Regions from separate parts of the Mus musculus genome. Here region 1 is linked to region 2. A link is a contact called in ENCODE POLR2A ChIA-PET data. All regions are on one chromosome and are shown on one strand. Each heading gives the region's core, a stretch centred on a gene start or an enhancer-like site at or near the end of the contact. The rest is flanking DNA. Distances are from core to core; before and after follow the strand shown. Region 1 has its middle 13 kb from the start of Ptbp1. Region 2 holds the start of Polrmt (polymerase (RNA) mitochondrial (DNA directed)).

Region 1 (3,062 bases), core at 485-2,984, 94 kb before region 2:
CATAACCTATTGCTGTCGCTTCCTTGGTTTTGAACAGATGCTGAGGCTGATGAGGTGACTCATGGGCAGTGAGCACTGACTGCTCCTCTGACAGACCCAGGGTGATGTTCTGCACTAATGTAGTGGCTCACAGCAGTCTGTAAGTCTCAAGGGATCCTGGACTCTGTGGTTACCAGTATGCAGGAGGTGCACAGGCATGCATGCAGGGAAGACACTCACACACATAAAATAGAAATATTAAAGAGAGATCCTTGCCGAGACTCATTCTGCCTGCTTCCCCAACTTCCCTGTGGTTCCAACAGGGTTAAAGTTCCCAGACTTTATCCTGGAGAATTCTAGAATCAGACAGGCCCACAGGGCTTCCCTCACTGCTCTATACTCTGAGCAGGCTGCTTTCTAAATCCAGATAAAATAATTCCCTGCTAGAAAAACAAGCATGGGGTAGCTTTCCTGTTACCTGCAAACCTGGGCCTCTAAGATGGTATTTTTTGTGGATTTCAGATAGTGTGTGGAATTCAGAGATGCATCAGGAAAGGGCTGAGTAACACTTCATTTTATTGTTCAGCACTGGGAATTTGATATTAGGGCCTCACCACCAAGGCGTGCTCTCAACCTTGGAATATGAATATATATATATATATATATATATATATATATATATATATATATATATATATATATATATATATATTTTTTTTTAATCTGAGAAAGAGGGTTTGAGACAGGGTCTCACATAGCCCAGGATAGTCTTTTGCATTTGATCCGCCTGCCTCCACCTCCTGAATGCTGGCATGACAGGTGGGCACCAACAATGTTTGGAGACAATCAAGGTCTCATGTAGCCCAGTTGTCATTAAAATTGCCGCAATCCTCCTGCTTCAGCTTACCAAGTACTAAGAAAGAAACACACACACACACACACACACACACACACACACACACACACACACACACACAACCACCTCAGAAAGAAACACACACACACACACACACACACACACACACACACACACACAAAACCACCTCACTGTTTTTCAAACTACCTGAGAAATTTTGGGCTCTTGCTCTAGGTTAGAGCTTTCCTTGAAGTAAAAACACTGACCGGTGCTCCAAGTCCAGAGCCCTAACTGTCTCTGAGGAGCAGCTGCCCAGCCTTAAGAAACAAAGGTTTCCGGGACCAGGGATCCGGAATCTGTCGTTACCCCGCCTCCCGTGTTTTTTTTTTTTTTTTTTTTTTCTCCCCTCCCCCAATTTGCAGCCAGCGGAGCAAAAAGGCCATAAAACAACAGAATAACCCTGGAAGGCCGGTCGGGGTGGGCTTAACAGTGCTTTCCAGCTCTTTGCAGAGATGGGGTGGGAGTTTGCTGGGGTCGTGGTGACCTCTGTTCTTGCAGTCCGAGGCCCCAGTTCTCCGGTTCTCCCGCAGGGAAGAGCCCCGCCCGCATTCCTCTCATTCTCCTCCCTGCAAACATTGTTTATTTGTTTGTTTTAAATTAGACTCAGCCAGGAATTCCTTTCTCTGTCTGGACTTGGAAGGAGCCTGGGGGATGGGGTGTGAGGAGTTAGACTACCACTACAGCCCAGGCGTGGGCACAGACATTCCGCGGCAAAGTCCCTCCCACTTCCTCAGACTTCCACAGCGGGTGATTTTCTTCCACTCTTCCATATATTATCATAAACCCCGAGCTGCGTACTTGGCTAGAGTCGAGCTAAGGACTGAGTCTGCTCCCAGCCTCTCACTGCGGGGTTCTAGGCAGGGCTCCACCCCTGAGCACACACAGGGCTCTAACTGGAGGATTCTAGGCAGGGAGGGTCCTTAGGATCCTTGTGGTCACACCTCCAGCCCTTCGCTGTGTGGGTTCTAGGCAGGGGCTATACCACCAGAGAGCATCAAGGTAGGAAGAAGGGGTTCCTGCCACCTACAGGCTGGGCTGGAACCCAGTATCCAAACACTAGCATATCCCTCAACATCCCTGTCCCCCTTTACACTCCTCCTGTCTACGTCCCACACAGCCATGAGTCTGCTTGCTGTACCATGGAAGAAATTCCAGCAAGTTCAAGCAATTCAGGTGCACGTTACTGCCTCTGAGGGCTGGAAAAACCTGCTAGGGATGTCTTTGGCCCAATTTTCTGAGTTTGGAGGTTTAGATGTGATCTCCCATCTGTCTCTGGTGATGCCCTAGTGGCTCCTTAGACATTGCCAAGCTTGAAGGACTACAGGGCAAGGAAGGGCTATGCAGGGTGCCTGCTGCCTGCATTGATTTTTGCCTTTTTGAACATGGTCTCATGTAGCCAAGGCTAGCTCAAACTGGACATGTAGCTGAAGATGACCTGGTCCTTCTGCCTCTATTTCCTGATTGCTGAGATGATGGTCACGTGCCACCAAGTTCTGTTTGTGTGGTGCAGGAGATGGAACCCAGTGGGTCACTCCTGGTAGCCAAGCCATAGCCAGGCGGGAGCATCAGGAATTTGAGGCCCTACTGGGCGACACAGTGGAAGCTTGACTCAAAAGATAGAGAGATGTGCCGGGTGGTGGTGGCCCACGCCTTTAGTCCTAGCATTTGGGAGGCAGAGGCAGGCAGATTTCTGAGTTCGAGGCCAGCCTGGTCTACAGAGTGAGTTCCAGGACAGCCAGGGCTATACAGAAAAACCCTGTCTCGAAAAACAAAAACAAAAACAAAAAAAGCCAAAAACAAAAGATAGAGAGACTAAAAGGGAACCTAACTTCATTCCATGGTTTATTTCTTTTTTTCTTTTTTCTTTTTTCAATCCTATTTATGGGCTGGAGAGATGGCTCAGCAGTTAAGAGCACTGACTGCTCTTCCATAGGTCCTGAGTTCAAATCCTAGCAACCACATGGTGGCTCACAACCATCTGTAATGAGATCTGATGCCCTCTTCTGGTGTGTCTGAAGACAGCTACAGTGTATTTACATATAATAAACAAATAAATCTTTTTTTTTCTTTCGAGACAGAGTTTCTCTGTATAGCCCTGGCTGTCCTGGAACTCATTCTGTAGACCAGGATGGCCTCAAACTCAGAAATCCACCTGCCTCTGCCTCCC
Region 2 (2,996 bases), core at 209-2,708:
TTCGAGACAGGGTTTCTCTGCGTAGCCCCTGGCTGTCCTGGAACTCACTCTGTAGACCAGGCCGGCCTAGAACTCAGAAATCTGCCTGCCTCTGCCTCCCAAGTGCTGGGATTAAAGGTGTGTGCCACCTGGGGTTAAGAGCACTGACTGACCTTCCAGTGGTCCTGAGTTCATTTCCCAGCAACCACATGGTGGCTCACAACCATCTGTAATGGAATTCAATGCCCTCTTCTGGTAGACAGAGATAGTGTACTCAGATACATAAAATAAATAAATCTTTAAAAAAACAAAAACAAAAGCAAAAACGGTGTGTGCCACCACACCCAGCTCTGAGTTTGTGTGTGTGTCTGTTTATCTGTCCGTTTGCTTGCCCGACTGCCTGATTGAGACAAGGTTTTATGTGCATTTTATGTGCTTAAATTTGAATCCGCCTGCCTTTACCTCCAGAGGGCTGGGATTATAAACCCAAAGCTCTCACTGATGCGCTCCAGACAGTAGAAGCCCTAGTACTGAGAAAATGAGCCCAGGTCCTGTCTTCTCAGGAGGGTACTGTCTGAGCTACAGAATTAGCCTGGAAAATTTAGTGAGATTCTGTCTCAAATATAAAATGCTGGTGCGTGATAGCACATATCTGTCATCCGGCACTTCCTGAGCTAGGAGGCAGGAGGATCAGGAATTCACTGTCATCTTTGGCCACATTAGAAGTTTGAAACCAACCTGGGCTACGTGTAGATAGATCCCTTAGTCCAACACTGGGAAGGAGAAGACAGCAAGGTCAGGCTTTCCAGATTAGTTCTCATACATGTAAATTGGAAGCTAACATGAGCTACATGGGACTCTGTGAATGTGAATGAATGAATGGATGGATGGATGAATGAAATCGCGATGTGGTACTATTTACACGTCTTTTCCATCTTTCTACGGCCCTGATTCCATTTGCACAAACACATATACATACAGAGAGACAGAGACAGAGAGAGGCAGAGAGGAGGAGGAGGAAGAGGAGGAGAAACAAATAGGGTAGGGACTGGGCGTGGTGGCGCACGACTATAGTCCCAGTACTGGGTGGCAGAGCAGGAGTATAAGGAGGATATCTGTTGAGTTCAAGGGAATCCTGTTAAATTCCAGGACATTCATGGTTAAATAGTGAGACTTTGTGCCAAAAATGTGCATATAGTACATAATATATACACATATGTAAATGTTACGCACATATATATGAACAAATAAAATAAAGCAGAAACCAGTCAATCAAAGAACAAAAAAATATAAAAACTAAAGAGGGAACTTGGATATGAAAAGAACGAATCAGAAGAGTATTTCTGCGCATGCTCTCTTGCCGCCACGCTGCCCGCTGCCTCTTGGGAGTTGTAGTTCTCCTTCGACTCCTCTCACAGGACAGACCCTAAGAGCGCTTCCGGCAGTCGCAGAACTACAGCTCCCTGCAGGCGGCGCGTGCGCGTGCGCACTGCGGGCAGCAGGCGGCATGTCGGCGCTCCGGTGGACCCGAAGCGCAGCCGGGCTTGGCCGGGTTCTGCGCTCCCCTGGGCCCCACCGCCCGCCTTCGGAGGAAGGTAAAGGAGTGTCGGATCCAGGACTATAATCTTCCCTTCCTTAGGATCCCGGTCACCTTCAACCTTTGTTCTTTGACCTATGGAGGAGTTTCTGGGGACCCATTTAGCTGGGCACTAGTTGGCAACGTCTCTCTAGGTCCGCAGGGCACTTTGACTTTTGATTGTTGCTCGCTTTTCCATGTCTCTGACCCACTGTTGGGGACTTACGGATATTGGCATTGACCTTTGGCTACTTTTAGTTAGGAGTACTTCTTGCTGGATCCTGCACCCCGATCCTTATAGCTTTGGCCTGTTCTGCCCTTGAAGTTGGTCTTTTTCTGGGTCTGGATTTATTTGTGGGCGGGGCGTGTTTTTTTTTTTTTTTTTTTTTTTTTTTTGAGCCATGGTGTTTCCATGTGGTTCATGCTGGATGCTTTATTTGAACTCAGGTCCTACTGCTTCAACCTCCTGAGTTCTGAGATCCCATGCCTGGCAGTCCTTGTCTTTTGATCCATTTCTTTCTGGGCATGACGTAAGTTTGAGGCAGGAACTCACACTAGCTTAACCTAGAACTTCCTTTGTAGCCCAGGCTGGAATCCAATTGGAGACCCTCCCACCTCAGCCTCCAGAGACCTGGGGTAATAAGTGTGCATGCCACGGTGTCCACTTGATAGGATGGTTTCTGTGTTCTTATTCTTCATGTCTCTTTCTAGGGACTTTTGGTGGCTTCTGCAGCTCAAGAAGGAGCTCCGCTGCCAGTCCCCGTGAGCAACATGTCCTGAGGGAGTGGGGCCATGCTGAACTGCTGGAAGGTAAGTTGGTGTCCTAAGTCCTTCTCCACAGTGAAGCCTTGAGGGAGTGTGCTCTGCGTTGTACCTGACCACTCCAAGGGAGTATGTAAAATGGGGTCCAGAGTCCACTGAGCAGTGTTGTCTGGCTGGCCTGTCTGTGGTCCTGTGGGTCCTCTTGTGCTGGTTCTGGGAGCTGCTGTAATTCCATTCCCTGAGTTCCAGATTCCCACCTGGGGCTCTCACTTCTAGGAAGACAGTGGAGGCCCCAAATACACCTGAACAATACCGGATTTGCATTGTTGGAATGCTGACATAGAAGTCTCCAGTTTTAGTCCTGCAGAGTCGAGGTGCAGCTGGAATCCAGCCTGTCTGCCAGGCCTGCCTGTCTGTCTTCCTTCCTTCCTTCCTCTTTCTTTCTTTCTCTCCTCATTCCTCCCTTCTCTCTTTCTCTCTTTTTTCTTTCTTGGTTTTTCGAGACAGGGTTTCTCTGTGTAGGAAGTCCTGGCTGCTTTGTAGACCAGGCTGGCCTTGAACTCAGGTCTGCCTGCCTCTGCCCCTGGAGTGCTGGGATTAAAGGTGTGCATGAGCCGGGTATGGTGGCGCACGCCTTTGATCCCAGCACTCTGGAGGCAGAGGCAGGCGGATTTCTGAG

Evidence for each region. ChIA-PET counts read pairs that join two places held with the same protein, here RNA polymerase II (POLR2A).
Region 1: POLR2A ChIA-PET joins it to region 2 with 12 read pairs in embryonic stem cell. The contact joins the enhancer-like site here to the promoter of Polrmt in region 2. POLR2A ChIA-PET finds 5 or more read pairs at or near these places in 4 of 5 experiments (Patski and embryonic stem cell).

What each region holds. Positions count from the first base shown.
Region 1 is chr10:79,839,552-79,842,613 of GRCm38, reverse strand. No RefSeq gene overlaps it. Among named protein-coding and RNA genes, the nearest start is that of Ptbp1, 13 kb to the left of the region's middle. Within about 2 kb of position 1,734, at least 3 of the 3 ENCODE cell types and tissues checked have a DNase peak (open chromatin) inside an H3K27ac peak, as active enhancers do.
Region 2 is chr10:79,745,043-79,748,038 of GRCm38, reverse strand. It overlaps Polrmt (polymerase (RNA) mitochondrial (DNA directed)), which reads left to right and starts at 1,458. Exons shown (of 21, transcript NM_172551.3): 1 at 1,458-1,574; 2 at 2,267-2,365. The coding sequence starts at 1,487.